Linked DNA regions of Homo sapiens: region 1 is linked to region 2. A link is a contact called in ENCODE Hi-C or POLR2A ChIA-PET data. All regions are on one chromosome and are shown on one strand. The core of a region is the stretch at or near the end of the contact, and the rest is flanking DNA. Distances in the headings are between cores, read along the strand shown. Region 1 overlaps PPP6R2 (protein phosphatase 6 regulatory subunit 2). Region 2 overlaps PPP6R2 (protein phosphatase 6 regulatory subunit 2).

Evidence for each region. A loop is a pair of places that touch in the nucleus more often than their neighbours do. ChIA-PET counts read pairs that join two places held with the same protein, here RNA polymerase II (POLR2A). Pooled maps may share reads with other maps.
Region 1: a loop to region 2 is called in a pooled map, with 2.4 times the contacts of the local background. The contact joins two enhancer-like sites. A Hi-C loop is called at or near these places in 1 of 37 single-sample maps with no recorded cell type and 4 of 50 pooled maps. POLR2A ChIA-PET finds 5 or more read pairs at or near these places in 14 of 52 experiments (A673, CD4-positive, alpha-beta T cell, CD8-positive, alpha-beta memory T cell and 11 more).

Annotation. Positions count from the first base shown.
Region 1 is chr22:50,397,919-50,401,214 of GRCh38, forward strand. The region is part of intron 3 of PPP6R2 (protein phosphatase 6 regulatory subunit 2); the gene reads left to right. Among named protein-coding and RNA genes, the nearest start is that of MIR12114, 7.9 kb to the right of the region's middle. RefSeq lists enhancers at 1-408, 1,818-2,414. Within about 2 kb of position 1,938, at least 23 of the 41 ENCODE cell types and tissues checked have a DNase peak (open chromatin) inside an H3K27ac peak, as active enhancers do.
Region 2 is chr22:50,365,010-50,368,172 of GRCh38, forward strand. All of the region lies in intron 1 of PPP6R2 (protein phosphatase 6 regulatory subunit 2), which reads left to right. Among named protein-coding and RNA genes, the nearest start is that of PPP6R2, 23 kb to the left of the region's middle. Within about 2 kb of position 1,731, at least 4 of the 41 ENCODE cell types and tissues checked have a DNase peak (open chromatin) inside an H3K27ac peak, as active enhancers do.

The DNA.
Region 1 (3,296 bases), core at 688-3,187, 33 kb after region 2:
CCAGCCTTGTCATCTCTGAGCTTTTCTCTGAGGAGTGTGACTTGGGATGGGGGCAGGGGGGCCTGTCCTCACCAGCCCTGTCATCTGAGGTTTTAAAGCACGTGCACATATCACTTGTATAAAAAACATGAAAGTCAGGTGTGGTGGCTCACGCTGGTAATCCCAGCACTTTGGGAGGCTGAGGTGGGAGGATCACTTACGCCCAGGAGTTGAAGACCAGCCTGGGCAATATAGCGAGACTCCATCTCTTTTTTTTTTTTTTTTTTGGTCTGAGATGGAGTCTCACTCTGTCGCCCAGGCTGGAGTACGGTGGTGCGATCTCGGTTCACTACAACCTCCGCGTCCCAGGTTCAAGTGATTCTCCTGCCTCAGGCTCCCGAGTTGCTGGGATTACAGACATGCATCACCACACCCAGCTAATTTTTTGTATTTTTAGTAGAGACAGGGTTTCACCATGTTGGCCAGGCTGGTCTCGAATTCCCGACCTCAGGTGATCCATCTGCCTCAGCCTCCCAAAGTGCTGGGATTACAGGCATGAGCCACTGCACCCGGCCCCCATCTCTATTTCTTTATTTAAAAAAAAAAACATATTAAGACTTTTTTTTTTTTTTTTTTGGAAACACAGTCCTTTCTGTCAACCAGGCTGGAGTGCAGTGGCGCGATCTTGGCTCACTGCAACCTCCGCCTCCTGGGTTCAAGCAGTTCTCCTACCTCGGTCTCCTTAGTAGCTGGGACTACAGGCGCACACCAGCATGCCTGGCTAATTTTTTGTATTTTTAGAAGAGACGGGGTTACCATGTTGGCCAGGCTGGTCTTGAACTCTTGAGCTCAGGCAATCTGCCTGCCTCGGCCTCCCAAAGTGCTAGGATAGTGCTAAGATTACAGAAGACACTTTTTTTGAGGCTAGTCAAAGTGCAGCAGTGTTTACACCTAATTGGTCACAAGCAGTTAAGATTTCTTTCTTCCTTCTTCAGTCTGTCTGCGTCACATGACTAGCCTTGTAAATAAAGTGAAACAAAAAACACTTTTTTTGAGAAATAGAATAGGGGCCGGGCGTGGTGGCTCACGCCTGTAATCCTAGCACTTTGGGAGGCTGAGGCGGGCGGATCATGAGGTCAGAAGATGGAGACCATCCTGACTAACACGGTGAAACCCCGTCTGTACTAAAAATACAAAGAATTAGCCAGGCGTGGTGGCCGGTGCCTGTAGTCCCAGCTACTTGGGAAGCTGAGAGAGTAAGTGCACTCCAGCCTGCATGACACAGCAAGACTGTCATCTCTTTAAAAAATAAAAAAAGATGGAGAAGATATAAATATATATGTAGACCAGGAGTTGGCAGACTGTATCTATGAAAAGTCAGAGAGTAAATACTTTAGGCTTTGCAGGTTGTAAGGTCTCTGTTGCAACGGCTCAACTCTGAAGTTGTAGCATGAAAGCAGCTACAGAAAATAGTAAACAAATGGATGGGGCTACATTCCAAGAAGGCTTCATTTATACAGAGCAGCACCTGTGCTTCGCGACTCTGCTATCCTTGCCTAGTGGCACTGCCAGGTTAAACACCGCCTCCCGCAACCTGTTAGCCTTGGAGGTCAGGGTTCTCCTGCAGACCTGGCAGAACACCTCCATGACCACAGGCTCAATTATGGGAGGACTCTTCTTGAAAGTGGAGAATTTGCCTGAGCTGTCTGTGCTCAAGAGAAGCTGCACTTGGTTTGGGTGGATTGGGATCAGGTAGCAGCCACTGACCCTGCTTAATTAAAGCCAGGGGCTGCTCCAGGGAGGTGAGGCCCACACGCTGCCTCTTCCTAAGGCCTCACATGCAGCTAGCCCTGCTTCTGCGGAGCAGCCCTTGGCTGAAAAGCCACTGTGACTGTAAGATGGCTGGTCACCTTCTGGAGTCAGAGCACTGCCTGCCCAGGCCACAGCAGAGGGCGCCACCCCAGGGCTGGAGGCAGCAGCAGTCACATGGTCAGCCCTAGAGCCTGGGGATGCTCCTGGTCTTTTCGTGAGCTCTTGTCTAGTTTGCTTGCCAAGATCTGGATTATTTGAGAAATAAGACAGAAGAGTCAGTAAGAGACACCAAGCTGTCGCTTTCATTACTCATAAAGCAGTGTCATTTATAACTCTGAGCTGTGGGCTTCCTCATTCCTGATTGCAGAATTAGAACTGCTCACCCAGTGGGAAGCAGCAGTGGGTCACAGCGGGCCCCCAGGAAGCACCCCCTGCCGCAGAGAGACTTGCTGCACTCAGGGCAGAACTGAAAGAAAGACAGCGTCTCCACCAAGGGAAACACTGGGAGGAAGGGAACTTTGCCATAACAGTTCCTGGGCCACTGACCATCCACTCCACATCCATTGTCCATCTCCTGTCATGGCTTCTTCCTCTTCTTCGGTTGACTTCCTGTGGTAAATTACACTCTGTTAAAACAGCTTCCTGAGATGGAGTTCGTGGGTGGTGATGTTTAGGGCATCGGGCCTGCGTGTTTGAGACCCTCTGATTAGAAGTTCAGACTGGGCATTACCCCCTGGGCTTTGGGAGCCTCCGTGTTGTCCTCTAGTCTCACAAGTCTGATGTAGCAAGCTCCTGGCTCACGTGTGTCACCTGTTTTCTCTCCTCTCTGAGGGCATTTAGGTTCTTTTCTAAGCCCTATTGTTTCTCAATTTCCCAGTAATGTGGAATTATTCCATGGGTCAGGACAGGGGATCCCCAAAGAGCATCATTGAGCCAAGAGAGTTTCATAGTCAGAGCTTGGGCGAATTTAGTAATAGGTAAGTACAAAATCAAGCAAACAGAAAAATATTGACTCTAAGGGAAAAGTTGTATAAGTAAGCAAAGATATCCCGAGTAGACAAATGAGGTCAACAGTGGATATCCATTTCTTTCATTTGTTGTTCTGGGCTCCCTGAACCCTTTTAGTCTGTACATTTGTGACATTAGCTGAGGGAAATTTCTCATATTGTTTCTTTGATATTTTCCCTCTTTTCTCTTTCTGGGACTTCTAATGAGGTGTTAGATTACTCAAATTAATGCTTTCCTTATTTTTGCTTTTAATGTTTTGTACTTTGCCTTTTTGGCCTACATCTGAGAGACTTCTTCATCTTTTAAGTTCTCATCCTTTTATTGACTTTTCAAAGTTCTACCATTATTTTTTGTTTGTTTTTTAGATGTGAGGTCTTGCTATGTTGCCCAGTCTGGACTCAAACTCCTGGGCTCAAGTGATCCTCCCATCTCAGCCTCCCAAGCAGTTGGAACCACAGGTGCCACCATGCTTAACATCTGTCATATTTTAAAATTTT
Region 2 (3,163 bases), core at 481-2,980:
TTGTATATCTTCCATGTCTTTACTTAATCTTTCCTTTAGGTTCTTGAACATATGAGATACTTTTTTTTTTTTTTTTTTTGAGACGGAGTTTTGCTCTTGTTGCCCAGGCTGGATTGTAATGGCGCAATCTCGGCTCACCGCAACCTCCACCTCCCGGGTTCAAGCAATTCTCCTGCCTCAGCGTCCCAAGTAGCTGGGATTACAGGCATGCACCACCACACCTGGCTAATTTTATATTTTTAGTAGAGACGGGGTTTCTTCATGTTGGCCAGGCTGGTCTTGAACTCCCGACCTCAGGCGATGCATCTGCCTCGGCCTCCCAAAGTGCTGGGATTACAGGTATGAGCCGCCGTGCCTGGCATGAGATACACTTATAAGAACTATTTAGGCTGGGCATAGTGGCTCACGCCTGTAATCCCAGCACTTTCGGAGGCCGAGGTGGGTGGATCATGAGGTCAGGAGATCGAGACCATCCTGGCTAACACGGTGAAACCTCGTCTCTACTAAAAAATACAAAAAATTAGCCCGGCGTGGTGGCGGGCGCCTGTAGTCCCAGCTACTCGGGAGGCTGAGGCAGGAGAATGGCATGAACCCGGGAGGCGGAGCTTGCAGTGAGCTGAGATCACACCACTGCATTCCAGCCTGTGCGACAGAGCAAGACTCTGTCTCAAAAAAAAAAAAAAAAGAACCATTTAAATGTCCTTATCAATTCTTTATTTATTATTATTTTTTTAGAGACAGTGTTCTGTTTGCTCTGTCACTCAGGCTGGATTGCAGTGGTGCAATCCTGGCTCACTGCAACCTCAAACTCCAGGCCTCAAGTGATTCTCCCACCTTGCTCCTGAGTAGCTGGGATTATAGACATGAGCCCCTGTACCAGCATTATCTGTTAACTCATCTGTGTCATTTCTGGGTTGGTTTTGTGTTGTTTTTCCCCTCATTATGGTTTATGATTTTTCTTTTCCTGCTCCCTTGCATGCCTAGAACTTTTTGATCAGATGCCCAGACTTTGTGAATTTTATCTTGTTGGATACTGAGCATTTTTGTGTTCCTATAAATATTCTTGACCTTTGTTCTGGGATGAGGTTCAATTACTTGGAAACAGTTTGATTCTGATAGGTCTTGCATTTCAGCTTTGTTAGGTGGAACCCTAGTAATTTTTAGTCTAGGGCTAGTTTTGCTCTGCCACTGAGGCAAACGTCTTCTGAGCATTACGTCCAAAGCCTTGTGAATTACAAGGTTTTCCACTGCAACTGGCAGGAATAGGCTCTGCGTGAGCTTTGAGGATTGTTCCCTCTCATCTTTTTTTTTTTTTTTTTTAAATGGAGTCTCGCTCTGTCACCTAGGCTGGAGTGCAGTGGTGCAATCCCAGCTCACTGCAGCCTCCGGGTTCAAGCAGTTCTCCTTCCTCAGCCTCCCCAGTAGCTGGGATTACAGGTGCCCGCCACCATGCCCAGCTAATTTTTGTATTTTTAGTAGAGATGGAGTTTCACCGTGTTGGCCAGGCTGGTCTCGAACTCCTGACCTCAGGTGATCCACCGGCCTCGGCCTCCCAAAGTGCTGGGATTACAGGTGTGAGCCACCGCACCCGGCCCCTCTCATCTTTTTGAGTGATGCTTTCCCTGGCTTGAATACCTTCCTTACACACATGCACTGATCAGTGCTTGGCTGGAGACTGGAGTGGGAGGTGTCCTGTGTGGATCTTCAGCATTTGCTGTGAGCTCTGCCCTCTGGTGTTCTGCCTGTGAACTCGAGCTACCTTGGACTGCCTGAACTCCTAGTTTTGATTTTTCAAGTCAGAGACTGCCAGCCAGCCTCCACTGCTTCTTCTTCCTTGGGCTGTGGCCTGGCTTTTCCAGCAGAAGCTGGACAACTACAGGGCTCCCTCCTGTCTTTTGTTTCCTTTTTTCAGGGACCCTTCACTGCCTGGCGTCCAGTGTCTAGTGTCTTGAAAACCATTGCTTCCCTATGTTTTCTTTTTTTTTTTTAGTTGTTGCAGATGGGAAGTAAATCTGGTCTGTTCCGTCTTGGCCAGAAACAAAAGCATAAAAAATGGAGGCTTTTTAATGAAAGCTTAAGTTAGTGTAGAAATACTCACGGGCACCTAGAAGAATGCTGACCCACTTTCTGGTTGAGATGTGGGAGCGGAGGATGCCTGGACAGGGGAGCAGAGGATGCCTGGACAGGGGAGCGGGGGACGCCTGGATAGGAGGGCAGAGGTGGCTTTCTCCCGGGTAGGCATCAAAGCACTTGGAGTATGTAGCGAAGATGATGGGAGTAGGGCTTGGAAGAAGTTTCCCTAGAAAAATCAAGGGCTACAGAATGAGATGCTGAGGGAATGATAAGAAAGCGATTGAAGTCTGCCCTCCTGAGACAGAATCTTAGGTGGAGGGCACAGGCAAAAGAAGGCTTATATCCTGCAGTGGGAGAGTGTAGGAGGCTGTGATGTTGCCGGGGGAGCAGTGGGCAGAGGATGAGGGGTGGATGCTTAGGATGTACCTGTTAAGGAGTGGGCCTGGAGCTGCCCGTCTCTCCTATGCTGTCACAGTTGCCATTCAAGGCACATAGTTAAGTAGAAAATGAAAAAGGGAGGGAAGGACCTTTGCTTCCAGTATTATTAGATGCTGTTACCAGACTGTCCCATTACAGTCCAATTAGATGCTGGATAAATTACAATAAATATAATTGCTTTATTTTTTGTTTTGTGTTGTTTTTTGAGACAGTGTAGGGTCCAGCCCTACAGGGCCTGTGGGTTTTTCTCTTTGTGTGCGGAGACGAGAGATCGTAGAAATAAAGACATAAAGCAAAGAGATAGAAGAAAAGACAGTTGGGCCTGGGGGACCACTACTACCAAGACACGGAGACCCGTAGTGGCCCCGAATGCCTGGCTGCGCTGTTATTTATTGGATACAGGCAAGGGGGCAGGGTAAGGAGTGTGAGTGGCCTCCAATGATAGATAAGGTCATGCGAGTCACGTGTCCACTGGACAGGGGGCCGGCCCTTCCCTGTTTGGTAGCCGAGGCGGACAGAGAGAGAAGAGCTTACGTCATTATTTCTTCTATGCATTTCAAAGACGTTAGTACTTTCACTAATTCTGCTACTGCTATCTAGAAGGCGGAGCCAGGTGTACAGGGCGAAACATGAAAATGGACCAGGAGCGTGA